3 separate regions of the Homo sapiens genome follow, and regions 2 and 3 are each linked to region 1. Evidence: read pairs that join two places in POLR2A ChIA-PET (ENCODE). Cell type or tissue: PC-9. All regions are shown on one strand. Region 1 holds the start of SUMO1 (small ubiquitin like modifier 1). Region 2 overlaps BMPR2 (bone morphogenetic protein receptor type 2). Region 3 overlaps CATSPERT (catsper channel auxiliary subunit tau).

Region 1 (2,500 bases):
CTTTTTTTTTTTTCCATTAAAAGTCATGTTTACTAATCTAGCACCACAATTCGTCTTAGAACCTCCCATGCAGTTGGAAAGGGAATATGGGAAGAGGTGAGTATGTTGGAAATGTAGGGTAGTTCTCAAATTGAGGCCCCATTTTGCTTGCTCTAAAGCCAAAAACACAGGGTCTAGCAAAGAGGAGCCCAGAGGCTGGAGATGAAAACAAAAGCTTTTGGTTCAGATGGTAAAGGAGGCCCTCAAGAGCAGTAGAATCAGTATATCCCGAAGGCAGTGCTGGAGGCATTCTCATGAAGTAGGGGGTTTCTTCTTGGCATCCAAGTCCTTTTTAATTTCTTCAAGTTTTTTAGCCAGGTTTGGTATGTCATAGTTCTGAGCCAGATACATTCCAACCACGTTGCCCAATGTAAATCCAAGCAGGAATTGGAGCATGATGTTGGTGGGGAGGGCGAGGAGGGCGCAAAGGGCTGCTGCAGCTCTGCAGGCCGGTCAGAGCCTGCTTCCCCATGCGAGGGGAGCGGAATCGCCCCCCCCGCCACCTTTTTTTTTTTGAGAGGGAGTTTCACTCTTGTCGCCCAGGCTGCAGTGCAATGGCGCGGATCTCGGCTCACTGCAACCTCCGCCTCCCGGGTTCAAGCGATTCTCCAGCCTCAGCCTCCCTAGTAGCTGGGATTATAGGCGCCAGCCACCACGCCCGGCTAATTTTTGTTATTTTTAGTAGAGACGTGGTTTCACCGTGTTGGCCAGGCTGGTCTCGAACTCCTGATCTCAGGTGATCCGCCCGCCTCGGCCTCCCAAAGTGCTGGGATTATAGGCGTGAGCCACAGCGCCCTGCCAAGAAGAATCATTCTTTAACCTTAACTCAAAGCAACCAATTCAAGGGTTGGAATTACTCACTCCCCATTTAGAACTTTCAGCAGCGGTCTTTAGCATCAGTAGCCGTCAAGATTGTGTTGGGTCGTTGCTTTCTTGTTGTTTTAAATCACGGTCATGTGTTTGGCAAGGGTGCTGGTTAACCGAAAATGTTGGTTCTAGAGCTAGAAGTACTGGCATTCAAATAAACATATTTGGGGGTTGGGGGTTGATGAGCAAGGCTGGGAGGAGACAAAAGAAGTATCTCGGCTCAGTCGTCAGAGACGCGCAAGGTGTAACGGAGAGAGCAATCTAGGTTGTGAGAGTGGCTCCAAACATTGAGACATGGAGCCAGGACCTTTGCTCCTGGGGGATGGCCCTAGTACTGATGCGCAGGACCTGGTCCTTGAAGGAGCTGACAAAACTGCCGTTCACCCGCGCGACCACCGGCAAAGCAGCTCCACAGCCTGCCCCTCCCCTTGGCTGCTCCCCCACCCATTTCCCGCCTTGTCTTTCCTCTCTTCTCTCTCTCCCTCCTCCCTGCGCGAAGCGGAAGTGACGCGAGGCGTAGCGGAAGTTACTGCAGCCGCGGTGTTGTGCTGTGGGGAAGGGAGAAGGATTTGTAAACCCCGGAGCGAGGTTCTGCTTACCCGAGGCCGCTGCTGTGCGGAGACCCCCGGGTGAAGCCACCGTCATCATGTCTGACCAGGTACCGGGCTGGGAGCCATCCAACGGCGGTGGCCAGGGCCTTCCCTGCAGGTCTGCCTGCCGCTAGGCTGGGGTCGGGGATGGAGGCGCGGGGGAGGGGAGCGCGGAATGGGGGAGGGGGCGGCCGGTGGGGACTAGGCAGGCGAGGGAGAGGAGCCGACTACGGCCGGAGGTGCCGGGGCCTGCTGCGGGGCTCCCGGAGCCGCCCGCCCCTCTCCGGGCTCGCTCATCACCCCCGTACCCCACCGCCTTTGGTGGCGGCCTCCCTCATGTCGTCCCACTTCTTTCTCCCGGGTCGACTAGGTGCAGAGCCCCGCTTCCACCTCCCTGGGAGGGTCTCTGGAGAACCCGTCCGTCTCCTTCCAGAGGACTAATCGCAGAAGCAGGGCCCTAGGCCTTAGTTATGTAACGGGAGAGAATCCCTGACTGGGAGGCTCCGTGGCCCTGAGAAGCGGCTGGACTCTCCACTTTTTGCTTCTTCGTCGGGAGGGCGTGGGGCGGCGAGGGAGGGAGACGTCCGATGTTGTTGGGAATCCTGCCTCCGTTCGGATTGGAGCTAGGGCAAGGATGCCGCTGCTCTCCTCTGAGTCTTTTTCCGTGTGGGGGTGCAGAGCTGTCGCCTCTTTACTGTACTTTCCCGTTTCTTACTCGGGATTGGTTCATCCTAGCTCTCCAGTTGTAAGAGAGCATTCATAATAACCAAGAAAGAAAATAGAACTAAACTGCTAGAGCAACAAAAAGCATCTCACCTGGGCATTAACCTGAGGAAGTCTCATATTTTTGAGGAAAAGCATAGGAAAACTTTGTGTATGTAGAGTCGTTGCAGAATATTTGCAGAAAGTTGCCTGGTAAGGCAAAGTGCTCCAGCTCACTGTTAGTATCAATAATTTACTTGGGATTTGCACTTAATCAGGAGTGATCGATTTCCCCTTTTCTT
Region 2 (2,500 bases), 150 kb before region 1:
ATACTTCATTATCATTTCTACACTTCACCATCATCATCGTTTAAAAACCCTTTTTAATGGGCCAGGTGCAGTGGCTCACGCCTGTAATCCCAGCACTTTGGGAGGCTGAGGCGGGCGGATCACCTGAGGTCAGGAGTTCGAGACCAGCCTGACCAACATGGAAAAACCCATCTCTACTAAAAACACAAAATTAGCCGGACGTGGTGGCACATGACTGTAATCCCAGCTACTCGGGAGGCTGAGGCAGGAGAATCACTTGAACCCAGGAGGCGGAGGTTGCGGTGAGCCAAGATCGAGCCATGGCACTCCAGCCTGGACAAGAGCAAAACTCAGTCTCAAAAAAAAAAAAATAAATTTATAAAACCCTTTTACAATGACTTTGTATAATTTTAGAATCTTAAATAACAAAAAGTTTTTTAAAAGAAATGATAAAATCAAAAGCAAAAACAAGTCTTTTTTTTTTTTTTTTTTTGAGATGGAATCTTACTCTGTCGCCCAGGCTGGAGGGCAGTGGCGCAATCTCGTCTCACTGCAAACTCTGCCTCTCGGGTTCAAGCGATTCTCCTGCCTCAGCCTCCCGAGTAGCTGGGACTACAAGCGCATGCCACCACGCCAAGCTAATTTTTTGTATTTTTAGTAGAGACGGGGTTTCACCATGTTAGCCAGGATGGTCTCAATCTCCTGACCTCATGATCTGCCCGCCCTGGCCTCCCAAAGTGCTGGGATTACAGCCCTGAGCCACCACACCCAGCCTTTTTTGTTTTTTAAATTTAAGAGACAGGGTCTCAACCTGTCACCCAAGCTGAAGTGCAGTGGCATGATCACAGCTCATTGCAGTCTCCAATTCCTGGGCTTCAGTGAGCCTCCCACCTCAGCCTCCCAAGTAGCTGGTACTACAGACTCACACTCAGCTGATTTTTAAAAATTGTTTGTAGAGACAGGGTTCTCATTATATTGCCCAGGCTGGTCTCGAACTCTAGGCCTCAAGCAATCCTCCTGCCTCAGCCTCCCAAAGATTACAGGCGCGAGCCACTGCACCCAGCCCACACTTTTAATTGCAAATAACTAGAATTTAATCTATTAAAGAATGTCAGTTACTGAATTTAATCTATTTTCATTAAAAGGGTAATGTGAAATATAAAGCCTATTAGATGCTTAGAGTAGAACACAGTAAAAACCTAAGACTAAAATCTTGCTTTTTTTTTTTTTTTGAGACTGAATCTCACTGTGTCGCCCAGGCTGGAGTGCAGTGGCGCAATCTCGGCTCACTGCAACCTCCACCTCTCAGGTTCAAGGGATTCTTCTGCCTCAGCCTCCTGAGTAGCTGGGACTACAGGCACCCACCACCATGCCCAACTAATTCTTTTTTGTATTTTGTTGTAGAGACGGGGTTTCACCGTGTTAGCCAGGCTAGTCTCGATATCCTGACCTCGTGATCTGCCCGCTTCGGCCTCCCAAAGTGCTGGGATTAAAGGTGTGAGCCACTGCACCCGGCGTATCTTGCTTTTAAAAGAAGGCCTTAGCAAGGAATCAGAATAACTCAATTTCTTACAAACCTAAGTATATGGACAAACAATGTTTTTTTTTTTTTTTTTTTTTTTTGAGATGGAGTCTCGCTCTGTCACCCAGGCTAGAGTGCAGTGACACAATCTCGGCTCACTGCAACCTCCATCTCCCGGGTTCAAGCGATTGTCCTACCTCAGCCTCCCAAGTAGCTGGGACTACAGGCATGCACCACCACACCCAGCTAATTTTTGTATTTTCAGTAGAGACAGGGTTTCATCACGTTGGCCAGGCTGTTCTCAAACTCCTGATCTCAGTTAATCCACCCACCTCGGCCTCCCAAAGTGCTGGGATTACAGACATGAGCCACCGTGACAGCCAAACAATGATTCTTAAGAAACAGCTGTACAAATGGAACAAGTTGGTGTGAAAGACTAAACTGAATTTATAGATTAGCATTCTTGATAACGTTTCATCAAGCTAACACATTGGTTTAGCCAAAGGAAAAAACGATTAAGTATCTCAGAAAAGTTATATCCCACATAAAACTCTGTTTGAATAAGTAACATGAATAAATTCATCTCTTCATATCATTTGACTGTTTTTAATCTTGCCTTTCTTATCACTACAATACAGTCGTTTGTGAAGTAACTAAATAAAAGTTTTTCTTCACACTAGACTGGCCCCATGGGGTTTTAATCACTAAGAACACATGGAAACATTAAAAATGTAACCTCAACTAAATATGTCATCATCACTCTTCTAATCTAACTGGTGTTCTTTTCCAAAACTGAAGCTTTGAATCTTCAATGAATTTTTTTATTATCCACTGACATTTGAATGCTACACATAAAACAAAACCTAAGATATTTGCTGTCATTTACAGCAAAAGAAGAGACTATATCTAAGACATAGTTCAATCTGGACAATTATTCTGGCATGATCAAAATACCAGTAAGATTTTCAGATGCCTAAAAGATTCCAAGTATTTTATACC
Region 3 (2,500 bases), 630 kb after region 1:
CCCATGTTTCTCTGTTAGTTTTCTGTCTAGATGATCTGTCTAATGCTGAGAGTAGTGTGTTAAAGTCCCCAGATATTATTGTATTGGAGTCTATCCTTCCCTTTGGATGTAATACTATTTATATATCTGAGTACTCTGGTGTTGGGTACATAATATATTTAGAATTGTTATATCCTCTTGCTGATTTGACACATTTATCATTATATAATGACCTAATGACCTTTTTTTAAATTGTCTCTTTACTGTTTTTTACTTTAAGTCTATTTTATCTGATATAACCATAGCTACTTCTGCTCCTGGCATAGCTATTCTTGGAATATTTTTTTCTATCCCTTTACTTTCATTCTGTATGTGCCTTTACAGATGAGATGAGTTTCTTATAGGCAGCATATAGTTGGGTCATGTTTTTTTTTTTAATCAACTTTTTTGCATTTTTCTTTCTTTCTCTTTTCTTTTTTCTTTCTTTCTTTGTTTGTTTCTTTCTTTTTTTTTTTTTGAGACAGGATCTTACTCTGTCACAGAGGCTGGAGTGTAGTGGCATAATCACTGTTCACTGCAGCCTCAACCTCCTGGGCTCAGGTGATCCTCCCAACTCAGCCTCCTGAGTAGCTAGGACTGTAGGAACTCGCCACCATGCCTGGCTAATTTTTATATATTTTGTAGAGACGTGGTTTTGCCACGTAGCCCAGGCTGGTCTGGAACTCCTGGGCTCAAATGATTTGCCCACCTTGGCCTCCCAAAGTGCTGGGATTATAGGCATAAGCCACTGTGTCCAGCGTATTTTCTTTGTAGTATTGGTGAAGTGCAGTAGTGAGAAGTGGGGAAAGCATTTTGATTTTTTTAAAAACATGCATTAAAATATTCCTCGAGGGTCACATGCCCAGAGAGAGCATGAGAGCTCCATGCCCCTTCCCCTCTACCAAAATTTTAAAAAAAAGTGTATACACATTATTATCATGGTGACTGAGTTTTTTGGCATTCAGTTAAGTTTTGTGCCTGAGGCTGGGTATGATGGCTCATGCCTCTAATCCTAGTACTTTGAGAGGCCAAGGTGAGAGGATCACTTGAGCCCAGGAGTTTGAGGCTACAACGAGCTATGATTGTACCACTGCATTCCATCCTGGGTGACAAAGCAAGACCCTGTCTGCCCCATGACCCAAAAAAATTATGCTGGAGGCAATTACCCTATATGAGTCCCAGCTCAGCCAGCAGGTAGTAGGTGCTAATAAATGCTTATAGAAGGAATGCTTACCATATGTAAAATCTAGCATTGCTGTCCCATAATGCAAGCAGCATTTGTTGCTAGAGCTACATGACAAAGCTCCACAGACTGGGTATTTTAAACCTCAGACATTTATTTTCTCACAGTTTTGGGGCTTGGAAGTCCAAAATTAAGGTGGTAGAGTTGGTTTCTTCTGAGACCTCTCTTCTCAGCATATGGGATTAGGGTCCACCCTGATGACCTCATTTTAATCTAATTACCTCTTTTAAAATCCTATCTCCAAATACAATGACATTCTGAGGCACAAGGAGTGAGGATTGCAACGTATGCATTTTTGGGAAAGGCAATTCGGTTTTTAACTAGAGTAAACTCTTAAGTATTGATTACCATATACCAGGTACTGTATATTAGTTGCTTTCTTTATATTAATTTTGTGTGTGTGTGGACAGAGTCTTGTGTGTGTGTGTGTCCCCCAGGCTGGAGTGCTGTGGCAAAATCATAGCTCACTACAGCCTTGAACTCCTGGGCTCAAGCAATGATCCTACCTCAGCCCACAGGCATGTGCCATCACACCAGGCTAATTTACTTTTATCTTTTGTAGAGATGGGGGCCGGTATCACTAGGTTTCCCAGGCTGGTCTCGAACTCCTAGGCTCAAGCAGTCCTCCTGCTTTGACCTCCCAAATTGCTGTGATTACAGGTGTCAGCCACCATGTCTGACCTATTTATATTAATTTCCTTAAGTCTCACAAGAGCCCCATAAAATAGGTTCTGTTATGATTCAGCAAATTGCATGCAGCATCTCTGGGTTAGAGAGGTTAAGTAACTTGCCCAGGGTAACACAGCCAGAGAGGGCAGAAGCAAAATGTAAACTCAGTAGGTCTGGCTTCTTTTACCCAAATCCGAAAGATCGGGTCATGTTTTTTTGATCCATTTAGCCAGTGTATATCTTTGAAGTGGAGAGCTTAATTCATTCACATTCAAGGTTATTATTGATAGGTGGGGGCTTATTCTCATCATTTTATTAATTAATTTCTTGTTTTGTGTGTACTTTGTTCCTTTCTTTCTCCCTTACTATTTATTATAGTTGTTTGGTGGTTTCTGTAGTAGTAACATTTGAATCTTTACTTTAATCTTAACTCTGCAGTTAAATATATTAACTGCTCTCCATAAGTCTTTTTTTTTTTTTTTTTGAGACAGAGTCTTACTCTATCGCCCAAGCTGGAGTGCGGTGGCGCGATCTTGGCTCACTGCAATCTCCACCTTCCGGGTTGAAGGG

The links. ChIA-PET counts read pairs that join two places held together with the same protein. Peaks named below come from ENCODE experiments on the same cell type or tissue, not always from the same donor. Only the 100,000 strongest peaks of a DNase experiment are listed, where the experiment ranks them.
Region 2: POLR2A ChIA-PET joins it to region 1 with 8 read pairs; 3 of 35 experiments call an interaction of 5 or more read pairs at or near these places.
Region 3: POLR2A ChIA-PET joins it to region 1 with 8 read pairs; 1 of 35 experiments calls an interaction of 5 or more read pairs at or near these places.

The regions. Positions count from the first base shown.
Region 1 is chr2:202,237,504-202,240,003 of GRCh38, reverse strand. It overlaps SUMO1 (small ubiquitin like modifier 1), which reads left to right and starts at 1,407. Exons shown (of 5, transcript NM_003352.8): 1 at 1,407-1,564. The coding sequence starts at 1,553. It also overlaps the pseudogene STMP1P1. RefSeq lists a silencer at 1,753-1,942. In PC-9, no CTCF peak of the experiment used is centred here; a DNase peak (open chromatin) is centred at 1,403; H3K4me3 peaks cover 1,773 bases; H3K27ac peaks cover 1,048 bases.
Region 2 is chr2:202,387,499-202,389,998 of GRCh38, reverse strand. The region is part of intron 1 of BMPR2 (bone morphogenetic protein receptor type 2); the gene reads right to left. Among named protein-coding and RNA genes, the nearest start is that of BMPR2, 12 kb to the right of the region's middle. In PC-9, no CTCF peak of the experiment used is centred here; no DNase peak of the experiment used is centred here.
Region 3 is chr2:201,606,813-201,609,312 of GRCh38, reverse strand. The region is part of intron 1 of CATSPERT (catsper channel auxiliary subunit tau); the gene reads left to right. Among named protein-coding and RNA genes, the nearest start is that of CATSPERT, 11 kb to the left of the region's middle. In PC-9, no CTCF peak of the experiment used is centred here; a DNase peak (open chromatin) is centred at 1,142.